Regions from separate parts of the Mus musculus genome. Here region 2 is linked to region 1. The links are chromatin loops, found by intact Hi-C in ENCODE. Cell type or tissue: left cerebral cortex. All regions are shown on one strand. Links, peaks and the distances in the headings refer to the core of each region. The heading gives the core; the rest is flanking DNA.

The links. Peaks named below come from ENCODE experiments on the same cell type or tissue, not always from the same donor. Only the 100,000 strongest peaks of a DNase experiment are listed, where the experiment ranks them.
Region 2: it touches region 1 in a loop (5-fold over the local background); 2 of 42 quality-filtered maps call a loop at or near these places.

Annotation. Positions count from the first base shown.
Region 1 is chr3:80,796,960-80,805,297 of GRCm38, forward strand. It overlaps Gria2 (glutamate receptor, ionotropic, AMPA2 (alpha 2)), which reads right to left and starts at 5,734. Exons shown (of 16, transcript NM_013540.4): 1 at 5,338-5,734; 2 at 4,686-4,826. The coding sequence starts at 5,425. In left cerebral cortex, for the core only: CTCF peaks have their summits at 2,936 and 3,468; DNase peaks (open chromatin) are centred at 3,469, 4,222, 4,702, 5,246 and 1 more place; H3K4me3 peaks cover 4,756 bases; H3K27ac peaks cover 4,914 bases.
Region 2 is chr3:80,911,507-80,917,947 of GRCm38, forward strand. Glrb (glycine receptor, beta subunit) reads right to left here and starts at 2,154. Exons shown (of 10, transcript NM_010298.6): 1 at 2,011-2,154; 2 at 462-612. The coding sequence starts at 583. In left cerebral cortex, for the core only: CTCF peaks have their summits at 1,985 and 2,236; DNase peaks (open chromatin) are centred at 609, 1,713 and 2,191; H3K4me3 peaks cover 1,854 bases; H3K27ac peaks cover 1,208 bases.

The sequences.
Region 1 (8,338 bases), core at 1,774-6,773:
ATCTCCATCTGCTGGCTCAGAGAAAAATAAAATTTTAATCACTGTTTTATGTAATTTTTAAATTTTTATAATGTATGTACCATTATAGAATTAAAATATAAAAATGTTAAATTACTATTAGCTAGATAAATGCTCATTTATCATAATAATCCATTAGAATAAATAGAAACAGATGCATATAAGCAGATTTATTTGTTCTTTAATCCCCAAATTGTAGGAGCTTGAATACTCATATATATAACCTATTTTAAAAGTTCCATTTAAACGTTTTTCTAATTAGTCCCATATTCAATTTTACTAAAATCATTTATAGTATACAGTACTTAATATTTTTTTCTAAACACACTTCTTGGTTTTGTTAGCTAACTTTAGAGTGTGTATAGAAACACAAATATCAACTTATTCTTTTCTCAAAAATTGAGATTTTTTTCTTTTACTATGATGACTTACTCATGAAGACCTACTAGAGTTCTTTTCCATACTCACAGTAAACCACTCATACAGGACCTCAGAGGCTTCTCCTCATGAAAAGTATAGCATTACCGAGTCTCCCAAAACCATTAGAAAGACCACTGAAGTAAATGATCAGAAAGCATTTGTTATTGGGATAATATTCATTTATTCTCTGACAATTAGAAGGTACTAGGGAGATTGTGGTACTGGATGGATGGATGGATGGATGGATGGATGGATGGATGGATGAATGGGTGGATTGAATCGGTGGATGGATGAATGGGTGGATGGGTGGGTGGCTGGCTGGATGGATGGATGGATGGGTGGATAGGTGGATGGGTGGATGGGTGGATAAATGGGTGGATAGGTGGATAAATGGGTGGATGGATAAAAGATTGGATTCTGAGGTTCCTCACTGCTTTCAACTCTTGCTAAAATGATAGTCTCAATTTTCTCTCTTCTTTGAGCTTTACATTTTTCTCATAATAAAAGCTTATTTAAACATTCATTTGAACAAAATCCAAAAAGAAAGGAAAGGGGGAGCAAGGGATCAGTGGGGAGAGGAGAAGGGCTTGAAAAGAAGAAAAAAAAAAAAAAAAAACAAGGCAGAGAGGAAAAAGAAAAAAAAAAACACATTGGAAGTCTGTCTTTGTCTTCTCTGGTATCCATGGAAACAAAATGGGAACAAACAGGTACTTTCATCATCTGGTTGTGACTGAAAAGGTGTGGGAGCTGAGTGCAGCAGAGTACATTCTAGATCAGAATAAAATGACTTCCTTTCATTTAACTCTTACACCATTCAGTAGACATCCTTAGACATTTAACTCTATGTCAGCCTCAGTGTTCCTGAGTAGGAGCATCCATCTCACACAGTTAAGTACTAAGCAGATCCACTCCTCTGACAAAACGATAGCCCTTCATTCTAAAGCTTTGCTTTCTTACAAACAAATCTTAACAAATAACTTTTGTTCTGTGCACTCATTAGGATAAAGAATAATCTTGTTTAGAAGCAGCAATTAGTAATTCATACAATGCAAAATTGTCATAGCCTCCTTAGGTTTCCGGAGAAAATGGGGGAAAGACATTGTTGATCTTGCTTGTCAATGTACTTAATGCTGTTGTATCTTTTCTATGAAAGATGACTAAATAGAGTAAGGAAACAAATTATCTATTTGCACTGGGGTAAAACCCACAGCAGCCTCTAAGTGGCCATGTTTACCTTGATACATGGGGCAAGACAGACTTTTATTTATTTAACCTGGAAGTTGTGGTTATTTGGTTGTGCACACATATGCCTCCTCTGCTCTCATCTCCTTTCTTCCCTTTAAAGAGTTAAATTAATTGTATCATTTTTACTATTCTTAGCCCCCTGCCTCCAAGGCAAATATTTGTCTTTGCAAGTTTTAGAAATTTTACCACTTGCCAATGTGCACTCTAGAAAATTCTGTTTGCAGAGCCTCATTTCTTTTACTGTGGCATATCAGTGATCTGTAGTAGTCAGTAAGCTTACAGCATTGGAGTTGCAAAGTCAAGGTCCTGGGTTCTCCTGAGGCATTGTTTCTCTTGTTTCTTCCTGTTGTTTTAGTGCCTGGTATACTGCTCTGTGGGTGGGGCAGTCTTATGATTTGGGAATGTATAGTTTAGAATGTTTGCTTTTGTGACTTTTTTAAAGGAAAAAAATCTATTTCAAAAAAATGAAGGCTTGAATATACTGCATTTTAGAACTATGGTCAGATATATAAAATTCAGTATGTAAAAGAAAACAATGTATTTGTTCCTTGTGGGTGTACTCTTGCCACGTATCTCATTTCAGTACAATTCATACTAGAAATAAACCCAGTCAACGATATTAGCCTGAGGATACATGCCACACAAAGTACAATCTCTGAGCCTTAAAGAGCCCCAGTACAGTGGCTCGGCACCTGTTGGAACAGAGAAACATTCGTTTAGTTTGGTGGCTGTATTTGTTAGTTTCCCAGTTAGCTCATCTCTTTATTTGTTACCAACGATCAACTTCTTGCTTATTAAATATTTTCAAAATGTTTTAATATTTCAGAATCTTTGTGTAACCCTACTTGTCAGCGCACTGTGACACTGCATTTGTGCATACAAATGCAGCTCGGTACAATTCAGCTCAAGTTGCATGCCAAACTGTAACTCACAAGAAACGGAAACTTCTTTGGTAGCGCAGGAATGGCCTAATTCAGTAGGTAAATAGGACAATTAAAGACGCCTTTCACATTTATTTAAAACATTTTGTTTGTGTCTGTTATGTAATAACATGTATTGCATTGGGATACTTTTCTGTAATATTCTATTACATTTTAAATTTTTATTCAATTATTTATTTGGAGGGGGCATGTGGAGGTCAGAGGACAATCAATATCCAGGCGTCATTTCTCTCCTTCTCCTCTCAGAGACCAGGGAGTAATCCCAGGTCCATCAGTTTGAAGGAAATGTTTTTACCCACTGAGCCATCTAGTGTCTCTTCTATGAGGAAGTTCTCTGTGTATCTCTCTCTCTCTCTTTCTATCTCTGACTCCATTTTCAACAATCTCTCTCTCTCTCTCTCTCTCTCTCTCTCTCTCTCTCTCTCTCTCTCTCTCTCTCTCTCTCTCTCTCTCTCTGCCTCTTTCCTCAACATTAGCATATTAAGAGAACTATCCTTAAAAGGCTCTTTCAGAAAAACTAGAATTCTGGTCTTATAAATGACCAGAAGCACATTATCACCCTATGCATTTCTTCATTTATTTGTTTGCGGACACGGTTTGCAAACTGGCCTGTTGATGTCCCTGGTGTTAAAGAACTAAAGCACAGAATACATGACAGGCTTTGGGGGGCGGGGGTGAGGTGGGGTGTGGGTGGGATGGCAACCGGTTGTGGGAACACTGCCTTGGGCATTTCCTCTGGTGATTTTCCGCTCTGTTACAGGGGAACCAAAGTGGGAGGTGAACCACCTGCAAATCTTCCCCCGAATTGTTATCTATGGCATGGAAGCTAAGAACACCAAGGCAGGAAACATCTGCCAGCCTGGAGGCCGGAAATGGTAGCAGCTGGGAGCGCGCAGGATGCTGCCTCTGCACGGGGACCTAGTCCTCGGCCTCGGGCGACCTCGCACTTGCCCAGCAACTGGACACCAGTCATTCTGCCTAAAGCCTTGCCAGAGCGTCCTCAGGAGTTCCAGATCCCTATGCAGAGGCCAGGGGCTGATACTGAAAACTACAAAAGCTAAAATGGCTGGTCTGCGACTTCTTCAAATTTTAAAACTCAGCCGGATGCAATCGCTTCCGAGTCATCCTCAGTCTCCAGTCGCCTTTGCCTGAGCCTGCGACCCTGGAACAAAGCACGCGCGGCTGGTGAGCACTCAGGCCACCCTCGCCTCTACTTGGGCGTAGCTTCAGGGAACTGAGAATGCACCTAGCTTCTGTTCCCCGCCTTCCTCATCCCTGCTCTGCCGGCGATCAGGTTGAGGTTTGTATCTGGTAGGCATCCCCATCAACAGCCTCATCCCCCGCTGCCCGCATTCTCAGCCCTTCGGGGTCTCCATTCTCTTAGCATCCCTTCCATGCCCGCTCACACAAGCCAGTCAGGGCCTGCGTCAGTCTCGTGCCCGCGCCCCTCGGGTGGGCATTATGTAACAGCCCCGGGCCCAACTCCTCAACCATTGCAATAACTTGTCCCGTGCAATAGGACGACGTGGGGCTTGCGGGGACTGTAGGTCGAAGCTGCCCTGCCAGGCTACCGGACTAAGGCATGAGATCTATCCAACAGTCCCACAGCGCGCCCTGGGGAACAGCGTGTTCTCTTTTGGTAGAGTGCCAATAGGCGCGCAAGAGGGAGGGGGTTGGGAGATCCTCTTTAGAGGCGCCAGAATCAAGCAAGAACCCCCTGAATTCGAAAGAACAGTCCAAGTCCAACCCCTACCCCAGATTCTAGGGTGCACATACTGCGCATACTGTTCAGTGCCTTTTGTCCCCACTTCACTGCCCGCCGGTCAGTGGGGGTCCCAAAGATTACAGCCACCTTCTCGCTGTACCTTCACACGCACGCGCGTGTTCAGTCACTCCCACCCACACATGACAAGCCAGCAACACACACACACACACACACACACACACACACACACACACACACACACACACACAGGCACACCATCCTTCACTGGCATTCACAGGCTTGCTTTCCCTGTGTCCCTGTGCAGCACTGGAAAGATATGAATATTCATTACTTACAAGCATTGGTGACTGCGAAACTGTTGGCTACCTCCAAATTGTCGATATGGGGTGTCAGTCTGAACTCCGAAGTGGAAAACTGAACCATCCCTACCCGAAATGCACTGTATTCTTGATCAGCGCCCCTTGGAAATAGCCCCCCTGCAAAAATAAACAGCAAGCAAGAGAACGATGTCAGAGCCCTGGAGAGATAAGAGTGGGATGCTAGCACCCAACAGCCCCAGAGTCTCTTATTCACACTACCCGCTATAATAAACGTAATCAGTGAGTTGGGCAGCAAGGATCCAAAAGGTGCTCAACGGATCCAAGGCAAGGGGGAGAGTCTAAAGACCAAAAAGATTCTCCCTTTTAATCTTGAGCTTTGCGATCATTTCCCTGAAAATCTGAGCACACTAGGAGATGCCTTCAAGGCAGAAGTAACGCAGTACCCGGTCAGAAATGAACAGATCCTTTCCCCTCTATTGTGTCAAAAGGCATAGTCATTTCTTTTTGCTTCAGCCTAAGAAAATCATGTATATTCTAGGTAGTTTCAATCTGGAATGCAGTCAAGGTATGACATAAGTCTACATGACATGAATTAATTTGCACACTGTGAACAAAGATTACCACCAAATTATGCACAATTCAAAGGCATAACACAAAAGGTACCTACCTATCTGTATGCTGTTAGAAGAGACACCAAAAATCAGTCCCCATAAAACAGGAGAAAGGAGGACAGAAATATGCATAATCTTTTGCATTTCCAAGAAAAGTAGAGCATCCACAAAATATCCCCTCGTTTCCCTTTCCTCCTTTTCCTTCTTTGACCGTTTTCCTCAGCAAATTAGATCCTCTGCATTTTGAGGTCGAAATTTAGCAAGGAGCTGCTAAAACCACGAAGTGAAGGCAGAAGAATCCTTATCTCCCAGGTTTAGCTGGTGGCTGTTGATGCCTGCGTCCTGTCCCTGCTCCTGAAGTCCGAGGACTGGCTGAATGCAGTTTTTAGCTGAGCTGCTGCTGTGGTCCCGGTGTCTGGGAATATCAGCACCCTCCCGTGCACTCACACAATCACCCTCTCTCGAGCTCTCTTCTCCCTCTCTCCTCTCTCACACGCGCGCGCACACACATACACACACATACACACACACACACGCACACACACAGGAAAGTCACAGAGAGGGGCAGGCAGTCCCGGGCGCGCGTGCGCGACTCGAGGCAGGCGGCGAGCTCGCGCACCCACCCCTCCCCCGCACAGCGCCCCGCACCCCGCACAGCCCTGGCAGCTTCTGCGCGGTGCCGAGAAAGCGCGGCTCAGAGCCGGGCAGCCTGGTGCCTCTTAGAGACCTCCAGTCTTGCGCATTCGATTTTAGCACCGCGGACAGCGCTTTGGTCCCTGCTATGGGCTGAGGTTGCAGGGTTTACTGTAGCTGCAGAGATGTTCCAGCCAGATCCAAATGCTGCAAAACTGATTTCCGGTTGCTATGCCTAGGAAGCCGAACTGCTAATTGCTGTTGGCGGCGAAGCTTTCTTCCGTAGGGCCCTGTTTTACATTGAGCACAACGAATATGATTTGATTGTCTCAAAATCCACTTAGCAGTATCCACACACTGCCTTCTGCCTCAGCTGACCCAGATAAAAAGCAAACAAAATACTCCCTGAAGGGACAACTCCCAAAATCGTGAACTTTAGCTTCCTATAATGCAAGCATAATCTCAGGGAAACCCAAAATTCTATCCTTAACTATAAAAGGATGCCAAGACCCGGGTAACTCGATCAAACCTTTGAAAGACTTCGTGTAGGAATCCATCTTTAGAGTATGCCCCTTTGGATAGTGGTTCGATTGTTCAAGCCACATTGCCTGTGGATTGCTCTTGTACTACAGTGCAGACTCCCCCCTGCTGTAGAGTCATGTAGACTTGGCTCTTAGATGTCCGTTTTGTATAGAGATTGAAAGAACCGTAGGTTTCTGCGGGGGGGGGGGGGGGGGTAGTAGTCTAGAATGGATGTATCACTCTTAGTTACAAACCAGATACCCCATTACATTATGGCCTTAAGTTTCAAAAATAATCACTGCCTCAAGGAAGTAGGTTACCTCATTACACCGAGCCTGCTTGGGTATCTGGATTGTAACGAATACATTAAAAATTAAAGTTTGTGAGAAGGGGCTTGGTAAAGCATAGCGATGATTGTATATGCCTGTGAAATCTATGTTCAAAACTCCACTTCATGCCAAGCCATCTCTATATACCTGCGTGGCAAGTCTCTCTGCAGCCTCAGAAATTCTTTACCAAATTGTATGTGTTTTGTTTTAAACAGAGAAATGAAAGAGGTCTCATTTCAGAGATCTGTTGCCAGGAGCCAGGAGATTGAAGCTGACAGCATCAAAGGGAAAACTGGCTGATGGCCCAAAGTGCATGAAAGCACACCATAGTTAAACCTTATGGAGAAAATGTGACTTTAATATCACACATGGTTTTTAACCATCATAAATCATACTTTGCCTTAGTCACTGGGTCTAAAAGTCCCTATTTATTAAAACAAATTTTAAAATACATGTTTCTCATGAAAATGAGAAGGAATGAAGAAAAGCAAAAAAGCAAAGTAATACCCGTGACTTCCAAATATTGTAAGCTTGTGATTTTAAGTCATTCTCCACCCCCTCTGTTACTCACTCTCTTTCTCCTCCCCTGTTTCCCCCTCTGTCTGTGTTTGTGTGTGTGTGTGTGTGTGTGTGTGTGTGTGTGTGTGTGTGCGTGTGTGTGTGGGAGGGGGGTGTTTGTTCCTAAGGCAAGAATGCATAACATATGTATAATATACTAAAGTTATAAGCTGACATATTCTGGGTGAAAATACCTTCTTTTTATAACCAATAATTCATCTCACCTGTGAATCAAAAATTTCACATTCATTTAAACAGGTCCTCTAAATAGGAACATACAAAGCCTTGTAGAAAATCAATAAGAATACAATTATAGGTAAAACAAGAATTATAAATACCCCAACTTGTTACATAAAGAATAATCAAACAAATTACACACATTTTCACCTCTACTTCTGACACCCAGCACAAGAGTGGTTTGAAGTTTATGAACTTCTAATAGAACCAGGTCAACAGATACAGCAAGGAAAATGTCTCAGTAACATGCTTCTTATACTTGCTGTTCAATGTCTGCCACCAGAGCATCTTCGGTCTCATCCAAAGTGCTCTGGGATGATAGTTGATGATAAAGGGACAGGAGCTTGATTATGGAAAAAATGTATGATACTATTAATGTGTCTGGCAAGCAAATTAAAATTTAAAATAAAGGGACTCTTCGAAAGCAGCTTTCATTTTAACCTATTTGAAATTCAAGGGCAGTCATGAACTCAAAATTGACTGGATTTCATCCTTAAAGAACATGAACTTGCTGAATCATAGTGCTTTATCCCCATGGAATATAAACAACCTTATCAAACATTACATTCTGCTGGTAAATTGTAATTGTACATAGTCTATAACATTTTATCAGGCATTTTTGAAATGTGATTGCTACTCTAGTAGCAAATCTATGTTCAAAACTTAGGTAAACATCTGACATTCACACAGCTAGAAACATTTCCTACTAAAACTAACATAATTACATTAATATGATCTTCCATGAAGCTTTTCAATGCACTACATTAAGTAGTAGATA
Region 2 (6,441 bases), core at 1-5,000, 110 kb after region 1:
CTTTACAAAAAATACTTCAGAATAAATGTCATGTACCATGCAAATTTACTTCCACTGTGTATAGCAATGTAAATATAATAGACCTCAAGATAATAGTTATCTGCTTCTTAATGATTCTCATTTCAGATCATTTTAAAATCTACCCTTTGAACTTGTATTTGCTCAAAGCATGGGCCCACAGCATCCAATTAAAGTTGCATATCTGGTCAAATAAAGCTATAATAACTTGTTTCGCTTTTGTAAATGATATGGAAAGGTGTATTACAAAGCTTCCTTTACCAACAGGAAGCCACCATCACATTTCAAACATCTGTCTACTCTGACATCTTGCAAACAGGACACAGTAGGTGCATGAGTGGATGCAAACAGTGCTGTAGGTGGGCATTTTTATAACCGGTCTGGTTTTCTAACAAAAGCAGCAACATCGCTCTGCAGAAGGATATACGATGTGAGGAACGTACGATGGGCACAAGTACTGCTTCTTTTTCCCCTTCCCTTTCTTGGAAGACTTTTCTTTAGCACAAGCGTCTTCAAACAACAAGGACATTAAAATAAAAAAGGAGATTGCCAACGAAAACTTCATCTTGAAAACGGAAGTTTCAGCAGCTCAATCTAGGAGAGAAAACAAGAAGGTATTCACACTTAGGGAGCATGTGATAAGCCTGTGACTTCCCTTTAAGGAGCTTCTCATGATGGCTACCCAACGGGCAATCGTATCTCAAATCCTACATCACTGAACGTTTGAGTGTCCTTTATATAGCAGGAAAGCCTATTTATAGTCATGGTGAGACTCAGTTCAAGTAAAGATATAGAGAAAACCAGGTTCTAGTAACAGACAATTGGAGATTGTACAATTTCCAAATCTGGGATTATATGAAATTAAAATTTGGCATTAAGTTGGAGAGTATTTCAAAATAGGTTCATACCTGTAAGGATACTTAACCCACTGTTAAAATGGTTCACTCTAGCTAGAACACTTGATGTCAAATTTTAAAATGTAGGTTGTATGGATTTCTATGCTTTTTTTTTTTTTTCAAAAAAAAATCACTAACGGACTTAATTCAAAGGAAAGCAACAAACAGAAAGGTAAAGGAAGACTGGCATGAAACACTCTAAACTCACTGCTTGTAAAATATCATTAAATTTGCATGCTACTTTGTACCCTAAAAATGCCATGCAGTAAGTTGACTTGTTAGTTTTCCCATTCGTGTGGGAACTCTTGTACCAGTCATCTTCAAAAGATAGTTCTGAGTAATAGTAAAGAAACAAAACTGGAAGTGTGCTTCAGATAATGTTCCTACCTACAAATTAACATCACTGCCTATGCCCAGAAGAGAATATCCTTGCCAAAGTACAATAAACAATACAGCAAACCCTCAAGCATTTACTAACAGCAGAATAGCTAAAAACAAACAACAACAAAAAACAAAACAAAACATCAACAACAAAAAAACCCTCTTCTGTGTGCTTTGTTTTCAGATCATAAAATTGTTTTCTGCAAACTGAGACCTAAACGCCCAATTCCCATCCCACTCTGTTATCTGGAGCACCAGTGTCCTGTATTTACCCGCCCCCTCTTCTCAGGTTCACCCCATATTTATCCTATACACCCCCAAAGCAGGCCCAAAGGGCATGTCACTAGGTCCTTCACCCGCAGCCACCTCTACCACTCTGGGATGAGAGTCCCAGTACTGCAATAGGTCTGTCCCCACTTGGCTCACAGCCCCTTATCCTCCTGGAGCGATGCTAGCTGCTACAGCCGGGCTCCCGCGCGACCCTTGTCCGCAAGGCTCTGTGGCTTTCCAGAACGGCCGGCCGCTGCAGGGCCAGGTGAGCCTCCCCACAGCACCCCAGGGCCCTCGGCGCCTCTGGTCCCCAAACCCCGGCCCCGGCCCCCGCGGGCATCGGACACTGCGTCTTGCACCGAGCCCGCCTCGGGCCCCAGCTCGGCCCCGCCGCAGTGCGCAGACCCGAAGCCCGCGCCGCAGGGAGCTCGCCGCCAGGCCTTACCGCACGCGCCCCTCAGCCCTCCGCCGAGGTGACGGCGGCGCAGGTGGCGGGCGCAGAGGCAGCTGCGACCAGCGAGTCCCGCCGCCGCCCGCGCCACCGCCGCCACCGCCGCCGCCGCCGAGTTTGACGCGCCTGCTCCGCCCCTGAGCGTGCGCCGTGGCGCGCCGCGGACAACTGCGGGGACCGCGGGCGGCGGAGGTCGCCACCGAGAGGGACGAGACGCTGCACGGTGGTGGTGGGGACGGGGATAAGGGAGGGAGAAGGGACCTTAGGGCTCTTTGGAGGGCATCATCGCAGGACCCCAGCGGGAGACTGTTAGAAAAGGAGCTAAAATAAAGGAGCAGGGCTCAAGAGGAGGTTTGTGGCACTAACTACATGATGTGGGACAGCAGTTGGCCTTCCTGAACCAAAGTGGACGAGATTCCTGTGGTTTCATCATCTTCTCTTTCTGCCTTCTATCTTAATGTCGGAATGATAATTCCAATTTCTGAAGTCTGATCTTTCTACTCAGGCTTCATGTGGTCAGAATCATTACAGTAGTATAGCATACATAGTGCAAGGAATGCTGCTCCTAACATTGGTTGCACAGTTGACATTGAGCACAACAGGGTCCCTTCATAGTGTCGCCACTGACCCTCAGTGTGTCTAGACAACTGTACATCCTTCTCAATTTTATAGACGGTGAAATTGAAATTCATGCCATTAAGAGATTCAATCACCTGGAGTTTACAGATCTTAAAAGAGATTTAGCAGTGATTTTGCATGGCAGTGCCAGTTAGTTTTTGCCTTTTGGTACTAAACTACTCTAGCTTTCATTTCCATAGTTAAGAAACAACTTCTTTTAAACTTAAGCACCCTACCCATTCCTTTAAGACCCCACAGGAGTTCATTCCCTCTCTTCATACAATTTCCCTTTCTGTGGGAAAATTGATGCCCCTTGCTTCTGTCGAATAAACGCAGTTTTGTTTGCTGAGGTCAGACTGTATCTCGGAATCCCATCTGCTTTCCTCAAGCTACTGCTGGAATATTATTATGCCCGTGCCTCCATGCCCACCTGATAATAACTCTTAAGGGAAGCCTAGCAGATTTGAACCCAAGTGAGCATGGTCCAGCCTTGTATGTAGAAGAGCAGATGTTCCACTAATTCATGTATAGGCCTGTTAAACATGAGAGAGGGGCATTCCCTCCACCCAGACACTGTCTTTCAGCTCCACAAAGCTTTCTGTGTCACAAGGGCAGCAATAACTAGGAAGCAATCCTTATTTCCATTGCTAAGTCACAGCTGCCTTGTTTTAAAGCTTCACTAAATAGAACAGCATGCCTTTTTTAATTATATCAAAACATGACCACACATTTTATTTTATTTTATTTTTATGTTTTGGATTTGTCAATTTGGTATCTCTTTCACATTTTTAAATATTTATTTATTTTTAACTGTCTTCATTAATTAAACTAATAAAATTTATTTTAAAATATACAATTCAGTATTTACATTTTTAAATCATCAAAATAATTTATAATAGTTAAATGCCTCTTAAATATACATGATATCTTCTGAAGCTAAAAGTAACACGCACTCAAACAGTTTTTAAGGTCTATTAGAAACATTAAACACAATAGAAGTAGAAAAAAATTCTCTTATGAAGTCCTCTATGTAAGGAAATTGTGACAGGTTCCTGATTAGACAGAAACAGTTCTGTGGCTTCATAGAATGAATTGGGAAGTGTTCCTTCTGTTTCTAGTTTGTGGAATAGTTTGAAGAGTATTGGTATTAGGTCTTCTTTGAAGGTTTGATAGAATTCTGCACTAAACCCATCTGGTCCGGAGCTTTTTTTTTTTTTTTTTTTTTTTTTTTTTTTGGTTGGAAGACTTTTAATGACTGCTTCTATTTCATTAGGGCTTATGGGATTGTTTAGATGGTTTATCTGATCCTGACTTAACTTTGGTCTTTGCTATCTGTCTAGAAAACTGTTCATTTCATCCAGATTTTCCAGTTTTGTTGAATGTAGGCTTTTGTAATAGGATCTGATGATTTTTTTGAATTTCCTCAGTTTCTGTTGTTATATCTCCCTTTTCATTTCTGATTTTGTTAATTTGGATACTGTCTCTTTTGGCTGAAAGTTGATTTTAGTCTATATTAGAATGGCTACTTCAGCTTGTTTCTTGGGACCATTTGCTTGGAAAATTATTTTCCAACCTCTTACTCTGAGGTAGTGTCTGTCTTTGACACTGAGGTGAATTTCTTGTATGCAGCAAAATTCTGGGTTCTGTTTATGTAAGCAGTATGTTTTTCTATGTCTTTTTATTTGGGAATTGAGTCCTTTGGTATTAAGAGATATTAGTGATTCTTGCTTCCTGTTATTTTTTATGTTATTACGTTTGTGGGGCTATCTTCTTTTGGGTTTGTTTAAAGATTACTTTCTTACTTTTCTAGGGTGTAGTTTCCCTTCTTGTGTTGGAGTTTTCCATCTATTATCCTTTGTAGGGCTGGATTTGTGGAAAGATACCATATAAATTTGTTTCTGTCAGGGAATATCTTGGTTTCTTCATCTATGATAATTGAGAGTTTTGCTGGGTATGGTAGCCTGGGCTGGCATTTGAGTTCTCTTGGGGTCTGTATGACATCTGCCCAGGATCTTCTAGCTTTCATAGTCTCTGGTGAGAAGTCTGGTAATAATTCTGATTAAGTGTGGTGTAATTCTGATAGGTCTGCCTTTATATGTTACTTGACATTTTTCCCTTACTGCTTTTAATATTCTCTTTGTTTTGTGCATTTGGTGTTTTGACTATTATGTAATGGGAGGGATTTCTTTTCTATAACCATGCATTTCTAAGTCTATTGGTCTTGCAAACTTTATATGCCTCAGTACAGGGGAACACCAGGCCCAAGAAGTGGGAGAGGGTGGGTAGGGGAGTTGGGGGGAGGGTACAGGGGGCTTTTGGAATAGCATTGGAAATGTAAATGAAGAAAATACCTAATTAAAAAAATAATTTAAAAAAGGGGTTATAAAGGCTTACTATGCACATTGTACACCATGTAGCATTTGGAGAAAAGATCATATAAGGAATAAGAAGTGAGTGTTGAAAATGAATAAAACCTGAGTTTTACTCAGGAGAGTCTGAGCAATGACATAGATTTAGCTCTTACCCAATAATGTTTGGACCCATGCTCAGAATCTCCACAACTAGTTCAGTTTTCCTGCTAAATGTGCGAATACATACACATATGAAGTATTTTAAAAAGTATGCCCTGGCTTCAGGAAACTAGAAGTCCTGCTGCTTAAATGGCCTTACTCCTGTTCCTCAACTGTTATGGGTCAACCACTTCTATAAGTCAGGGAGAACTGCTTGTGGAGACACTTCTCAGGGTGCACTGCTTTGCAGTCCCTCCCCAACCCCCACCCCCACACACACAAACAATCACAAATTTCTTGAGACTGTCTTGCCCCACAAGTGTACCTTCACACCTCTATCAACTTCCTTATATGAAGAACTCTGCCCGTTCTTGTAAGATATCATAGGAGTTCCCTCCTTTTCACACCACTTCCCCTCCTCAAAGGACAGTTGATGCCCATTGCTGCTGCCCTAATAAATGCAGTTTTGTCTGCTGAGGTCAGACTTTTGTCTCTTTCCTGCCTTTTATTCCTTTATTCTGTACTCTGAAATCTAACAATTTTAAAGGAAAAGGGGGCTGTTCATTAAAATGTACCAAGAAGTTGTGATGGATTGGTGGGGTTTTGTGCCCAAAGCTTAGGGGACAGAGTTAACGATCTTGCATGAGTACAGTTACACTCACAATTTTGAATATTTTTCTACAAATATGACCACCTTGTAGTAACATGGTTGTTGACTGTGATAATGTGAAAGAAGACTCTTCTTTTTTTTTTTTTTTTTTTTTTTTTTTTTTTTTATTTTATTTTTTTTCCATTTTTTATTAGGTATTTAGCTCATTTACATTTCCAATGCTATACCAAAAGTCCCCCTTACCCACCCACCCCCACTCCCCTACCCACCCACTCCCCCCCTTTGGCCCTGGCGTTCCCCTATACCGGGGCACACAAAGTCTGCATGTCCAATGGGCCTCTCTTTCCAGTGATGGCCGACTAGGCCATCTTTTGATACATATGCAGCTAGAGTCAAGAGCTCAGGGGTACTGGTTAGTTCATAATGTTGTTCCACCTATAGGGTTGAAGATCCCTTTAGCTCCTTGGGTACTTTCTCTAGCTCCTCCATTGGGAGCCCTGTGATCCATCCATTAGCTGACTGTGAGCATCCACTTCTGTGTTTGCTAGGCCCCGGCATAGTCTCACAAGAGACAGCTACATCTGGGTCCTTTCAGTAAAATCTTGCTAGTGTATGCAATGGTGTCAGCATTTGGAAGCTGATTATGGGGTGGATCCCTGGATATGGCAGTCTCTACATGGTCCATCC